2 separate regions of the Homo sapiens genome follow, and region 1 is linked to region 2. Evidence: chromatin contacts called from ENCODE POLR2A ChIA-PET data. All regions are on one chromosome and are shown on one strand. Each heading gives the region's core, a stretch centred on a gene start or an enhancer-like site at or near the end of the contact. The rest is flanking DNA. Distances are from core to core; before and after follow the strand shown. Region 1 overlaps CPNE5 (copine 5). Region 2 holds the start of MDGA1 (MAM domain containing glycosylphosphatidylinositol anchor 1).

The links. ChIA-PET counts read pairs that join two places held with the same protein, here RNA polymerase II (POLR2A).
Region 1: POLR2A ChIA-PET joins it to region 2 with 24 read pairs in activated T-cell. The contact joins the enhancer-like site here to the promoter of MDGA1 in region 2. POLR2A ChIA-PET finds 5 or more read pairs at or near these places in 2 of 52 experiments (WTC11 and activated T-cell).

The regions. Positions count from the first base shown.
Region 1 is chr6:36,768,293-36,771,437 of GRCh38, forward strand. All of the region lies in intron 10 of CPNE5 (copine 5), which reads right to left. Among named protein-coding and RNA genes, the nearest start is that of CPNE5, 70 kb to the right of the region's middle. RefSeq lists an enhancer at 376-907. Within about 2 kb of position 1,282, at least 15 of the 41 ENCODE cell types and tissues checked have a DNase peak (open chromatin) inside an H3K27ac peak, as active enhancers do.
Region 2 is chr6:37,696,595-37,699,459 of GRCh38, forward strand. It overlaps MDGA1 (MAM domain containing glycosylphosphatidylinositol anchor 1), which reads right to left and starts at 1,289. Exons shown (of 17, transcript NM_153487.4): 1 at 151-1,289. The coding sequence starts at 217. RefSeq lists an enhancer at 1-642 and silencers at 185-344, 375-664, 845-904, 965-1,094, 1,155-1,224 and 3 more.

The DNA of each region.
Region 1 (3,145 bases), core at 32-2,531, 930 kb before region 2:
GGTACGATCTCGGCTCACTGCAACCTCCACCTCCTGGGTTCAAGCAATTCTGCCTCAGCCTCCTGAGTAGCTGGGATTACAGGCGCATGCCATCATATCCGGCTAATTTTTGTATTTTTAGTAGAGACGGGGTTTCACCATGGTGGCCAGGTTGGTCTCAAACTCCTGACCTCAAGTGATCCGCCCACCTTGGCCTCCCAAAATGCTGGGATTACAGGCGTGAACCAGCGTGCCCAGCCATATTCACAGTTCTGTGGCTGTCCACCCTGGTTGGGCTGCCTGAAGTCACTGCAGATGTCACTTGTCACCTGCTGGCCTTGGCTCCTAACCCCTTAGCACAGGGCCAACAAAAGCTGCGGTCCAGCTGACTGTGACTTCTGGGGCCGGCACCCAAGAGAACAGGCTTATTGGGTGTGGGAAAATGAAATGGGCTTCTGCAGACCACCAAATGAACACCTTATCTGGCATACAAAGGCTCAGGACAGAGGCCTAACCTAGGAGGCAGCAAAGTGGGCAGAAAAGACCTTCGGCTGTGGGGTGAGCAGCCCTGGCTGGCAGTCTCAGCTCTTCCAAGTACTAGGTCTGTTGCCCCGAGCAACTGGCTTAACCCTCAGACACTCCCCTCCTTTCCAAATTGAGAAAAATCACAGCCACTTTGGAGCTGCTGTGCAAGTAAACTATCTCCACGTACAGTCAGCGCTGGACACATGTTGCTCTGTTCCTGTCTAAAACACTCCATCCCTTTATCCAAGCTCCTGTCTCTCAAACAATTCCCATGCTTCTTGAAAATATCAGCTCCATGAGGCCCGGGATTTTTGTTTGTTTGTTTCCTGCTGTATCTTCAGCTTCTAGAACAGTGCCTAGCCTATATCAGGTGCTGTATACATATTTGTTGGCTGACTGAGAGCTCCTAGCAACGTGATGAAATGGGCTGTGCAGGTAATAATACCGTCATTCTACAAAATCACAAAAGGAGGCCAAGAGTATGTGGCTCTCCGTGAGTCACACAGCTGGTCAGTGGTGATGCCAGGAGTCAGTGACCTGGGCCTCTGGACACCTAGAGCCACAATGACAGAGCCAGATATGTGTGAGCCTGGGCAAGCCAGCAGGGATGAGAGACACCAGCCAAAACGCCAGGCTGCCCCCACGGCATACCAACTAGCTCTATCTATAGTTTCCTCCCAGCTGAGCTGCAAGGTCTGCCTCCTAATGAGCCTCTGCCTGGCAGGGGGAAGGTTTCCCTGCGGCTTACAAGTCCCGAGGGCTGACAGGCCCTGAGGGGTTTTGCCTTAAATGGACTTGAGTCAGTCCAACACTCAACTCTTCAGGAAGAGGAGCATCAGGGCCTCATCTGGGGCAGGCAGTGAGACTGGCAGCAATCTCGGCCCCCAGGTTGCACTGCGCAACACCGGGCAGTGCCGCGGTGACCGTGCCTCCCGTCTGAGCCTCAGCTTCTGCATGTGAATACCGAGAACGGTACGATGCCCTTCATCGAGGCCATCTGTGGAGATGCCTGATAGGGCGCCTGGCCCTCCTGGGAGCTCATCTGTGGCCGGATGCAAAAGAGAAGGAACTCACACATCAAGGGTGCCAGGCAGAAGTGGGAAGCTGCGGTGACTCCTTTCCTCTCTCCAGGTGAGGACTCCACACTCTTAACACCCTCTTAAAATCTACTCATTCAGCATCAAGGTGTGAGCAGCCTGACCCAGACAACTGTGGTTTAACAGGGACAAATCCTCAAGTCACAGAACATTAAGAGAGTAGGGCAAATTCCAGGAAGGCAGGGGAAGTGCTTCCTGTCATCACCCCACTTTACCCCACCGGAAGGCTGGCTTGGCTCTGATCCTGATGCCACTTCCTGTGACTTCAGCTCTGCTCAGCTAGGTCACTCAGGTTTGGCCTTGTGTGGACTGGACACATAGCAAAGGCAGGGAGACTCCAGGCCAGAGGGCCAGGCCAGAGGCAATTTCAACAGGAGGGAAATGCAGCTTCTCCTTACTCTGGCAAGTTATATAATATCTTCTCTTCTATTTCCCTTGTAAAATAGGCACAGCACTAGACCCGGCTCCTAGGGTTATTGTAAAATTTAAATTCACAAAATAAGATAACGCATTTAAACCAATTAGAATACAACTTGGTCCATGTCCTAAGTCCTCAGTAACTGTAATCGTATTACCTGGCTTCTACACCCATCATTCCGAGAACACTGCCCTTTCTCATCAGGCCCGGGTTCTCATCCTCCTGTACCTCTTCTCACAATAGGAGGGAATGATCCCTGACCGTGCCGCCCTCCTCTTAGTTCCCTCCTATCCCTCTGACCATCTCCTCTTCTTTCTTGCTCCTGGCCTCTGGCATCACCCACAGGGCCTCTCAGGGCACCAGATCTCTGGCCACCCCCCTCCTGGAGACCCTAGACTGCTGTCCCCTCCTGCTTTAGCGGTGCCTGGTCCACAGCTGCCTCCTCTCAATGTGGCTGAAACCAAGTTTACCTCTCTTTCCCCAACCTCTCAACAGCAGCAGCTCGTTTTCAAACAACAAACATAATCTTTATAACTTAAGAAGGATAATTTTTTTAAAAATGGGTTTCAGATAGGCTGTGAAAAGAACTGCGGAACACAAATCTGTGAGTAAGAATCTGGCTGCCGATCACACTGCCCATTTCTGTCGGTGGTGCCACCTTTTCCTGCCCTCAAACGCTGAACCATTATCCCTTCCCCTCTTTCACTCCCTTACCCAGGCAGGTACCAAGGCCTTTTGGGTCTTCCTCTTCCTTCTTGCTGTTCCCCTCTCCTCTCCCCTCTGAATTATTTGGTATTAAAGCCAGAAGGACGTTAATGCTTTGAGGACTAAAACCAATCCAAGCAGCTTCCCTACCTCTAATCAGAAAGCAGAACTGCCCCTAACCCCTGAGCAAGGTGCTCATTAGTAAGCCTCCCCCAGATGCACCCTGGTCACAGCCCTGTCATGCCATGTCTTGGCTATCTGGCAACAGTGCATAGGGATTAACAACACAGAATCTAGAGCCAGGCTGCCGGGGTCCACATCCTGGTTCTACCACCGGCTGGCAGCAAGACACTGGGCAAGTGACTTAATCTCTCAGGGCCTCTCTGTCTCCTTACCTGTAAAATGTGGCTAGCATCAGCAC
Region 2 (2,865 bases), core at 39-2,538:
TCCACGCGCCCTGGAGAGGGCGGGGACGCGGGCATCCACTCCAGAGTCCGAGTCGAGGTCTCCACCAAACCCCGGCAGCGCGCACTTTGCGCCTCTTGCAAAGTTTCCGCGCGAGGTTAAGCCAAGGTGGAGCGGGACGCGGGCTCTTACCGTAGACTCCTTGTCCCCGGCAGTGGAAGGGGATCAGCGCCAGAAGTAGAAGGCAGGTCACCTCCATCTTCACGGCCGGTGCTTCATCCCCGCGAGGCGGCGCAGCCCGAGAGGCGGCGGGGGGCGCATTCGCCGGGGCCCCGCGACGCCCCTATGTCCCCCCCTTTCCCTGAGAGGTGAGAGAGAGAGCGGCGACGAAGACCAGGAGACTGAAGAGGCGGAGGTGGCGGCGACCCGTGTTTCTCCTCCGGCGGGGCCGCTGCCCGCGTGGGGACGCAGGGGGCGCTGGCCCAGCCCCGGGTGCCTCGGCGCGCCCGGCACAGCAGCCAGCGCCCCGACCCGAGGAGCCCGGCCGCCGAGCCGCCCCGGGTACCCAGGGCCGTCCGCGCGGGATGCTAGGCGCCGGGGACCTCTCGGCGGCGGAGGCGGCGCTTCGATCCAACAGGCCACGGACGACTGACAAACTTGTCGTTTCCCCGCACTGGGGCCGCCCCTCAGCGGAGCGGAGTCGGGGAGGCCGGGGCTCCGCTCGAGTTAATCAATCTGCTGTTTCCAGTCCTGCGGCCGCTGCCGTGGGCTCAGCGGCCCGACTCCAGGGGGCCGGGCTGAAAGCACTCGCGGCGGCGAAGCAGCCCCGGGCCCGGCCCTCCTGATCCGGGGAGCAGCGCGGGCTGGGTTCGGCCGAGGGACGAGCGCCGCGGGTCCCCGGGTCCGTGAAGTTAGCCGAGCCGCCGATAAACCCGGGGGAAGAATAGCAGCCCGGCGCCCCGCGGGAATCTGGAGAGCAATTCCAGGCAAGAAGGGCCCCAGAAAACGGGGAAAGGAGGAAAGTTTGAGTCTTTTGAAAAATATTCGCGCTCTCGCCCAGGCCGGGGCTGCGGCGCGGGCGCCGCTCGCCGCCTCCGCTCGCCGCGCTCCTCTCCCGCCGTCTGGCCGCGGCCGTAGCCCTCCCGGGCTCCGAGCTCTCGGGAGAGCGGGGCTACGCCGCGCCCCAAGTTGGTCGTCCCCGCCCCCGCCCGGCGGCCTTGGCCTGCGGGGGCCCAGAGCGGGCGGGGCCGGGCCGGGCTCCGGGGCGCGGCGGCCGCTCGGCTCCGGGCCGCGGGAGCGCTCCGCTCGCTCAGCAACTTGGGCTTTGCTGTGCTGCTTTTTCGCCCCTCCGAGCTTTTCATTCCGCGCTCCTCCCGCCTCCCTCCCTCTCTTCCTCCTCCCTCCTCCTCGCGTCTCCTCGTTCGGTCTCTCGCTCTCCCACCCGTTGTCGCTCGCTCTCCTGTTTGATTCCCCTCCAGTTAAAAAAAGGAGCCAATTAAAGGCAGCCCAGCTCGCCTGGCCCAGCCTCTGTCCAATTTCCTCGCCTCCCCCAGGACCAATTAGAGAAAACAAAACAGGGCTGGGGGAAGCTGACTGCCTGCCTTTCTCTTTCTCTTTCTCTTTCTCTTTCTCTCTCTCTCTCTCTCTCTCTCTCTCTCTCTCTCTCTCTCTCTCTCTCTTTCTCTCTCTCTCCTCTCTCTCTCTTCTCTCTCTCCTCTCTCTCTCCCTCTCGCTCTCTCTCCCTTCCTCTCCTCTCCTCTCTTTCCCTTTCTCCTCTCCCTCTCTCTCTCTTCCTCTCTCCGCCCCCTAACATTCCCCCCCAACCCCGCCCAGCAGGAAAATGTCAGAAAGCAGAAATGGATCCATCTATCCCGAGGACAGTGGCGGAGGGACCTGGGTTTCGGCGGGGGCTCTGCAGCCGCGCGCTCGCACACTCGCTGTTCTCCAGCCTTGCACACCCAGACTAGCTGGCCGAGCCGGGTGCACCGTTGCCAGCAGCCCGCGGGGCAAACACGGCCGCTCGCTTCGGAGACCCATGCCCGCAGGGCACTGCACACTTCGTAAATGTTTTGCACTTTGGGGAGGCGGGACTGAAGCGGGGGTCCTAGGGAAAGGCCGGGCGCCTGCGGTTCCTGGGGTCCTGCAGCCGCGCGAGACGGGCCGCGGCTGTGGGTCTGCAAGGCTGTCTGCCCGGCTCGAGAGGCCCCCGCCCCTTTCCAGGCGTCTGGTGCTGGGGCCGGGCCGGAGCAGCTGGCGGAGAGGTCGCGCTGAGAGCTCCTGCCCTTGCCGCGGCCCACAGGTTGCCAACAGGTTTGCTCGCACGACCCCTCCGCCAGAGCTTCCCTAAGTCACCCCACATTTTCCTCGGCTAGCCACTCTTCCCATCTTGCCTCCCCTCGGGACCTCAGGCGCCCCCAAGCGCCCCGGGGGCACACCTCCTTCCGGCTGCCGAACCCGAGCCCCGCTCCAGCGGCGGGAGTCCGGCACTCGGGTCTCAGCCGCCTCGAAGGGGCCCTCGCGGAGCAGGAGTGCGGAGAACGCTCCTCCCAAACGCCCGCGGGGAGGGGCGTAGGCTGGCAAGCGAGGCTGGTGGCCTCCCCCGCGCCTCCGATCCCGCCCCGCGCCCAACCCGGGTCCTGCTAATCTCACCTGCTCCACCTGTCGCCGTTATTTATCTCAGCGTGTGCGCAAGAATTGTTTTAGGTCGGCCCGTGGGAGCGCAGACAATCGCAGCAGCTAACAAGCGGGGAGACTACGAACCCCCCCTCCCTTCGCCCCCTGGAACTGCTCAATATCTTGATGGTGGTTCCACGGCTCTATGCATTTGTCAAAACTCAAAGATCTCCACACTCCAAAAAGGTTAGTCTGCATATAAATTGAAACATAAATTTTTTTAAAATAATAATA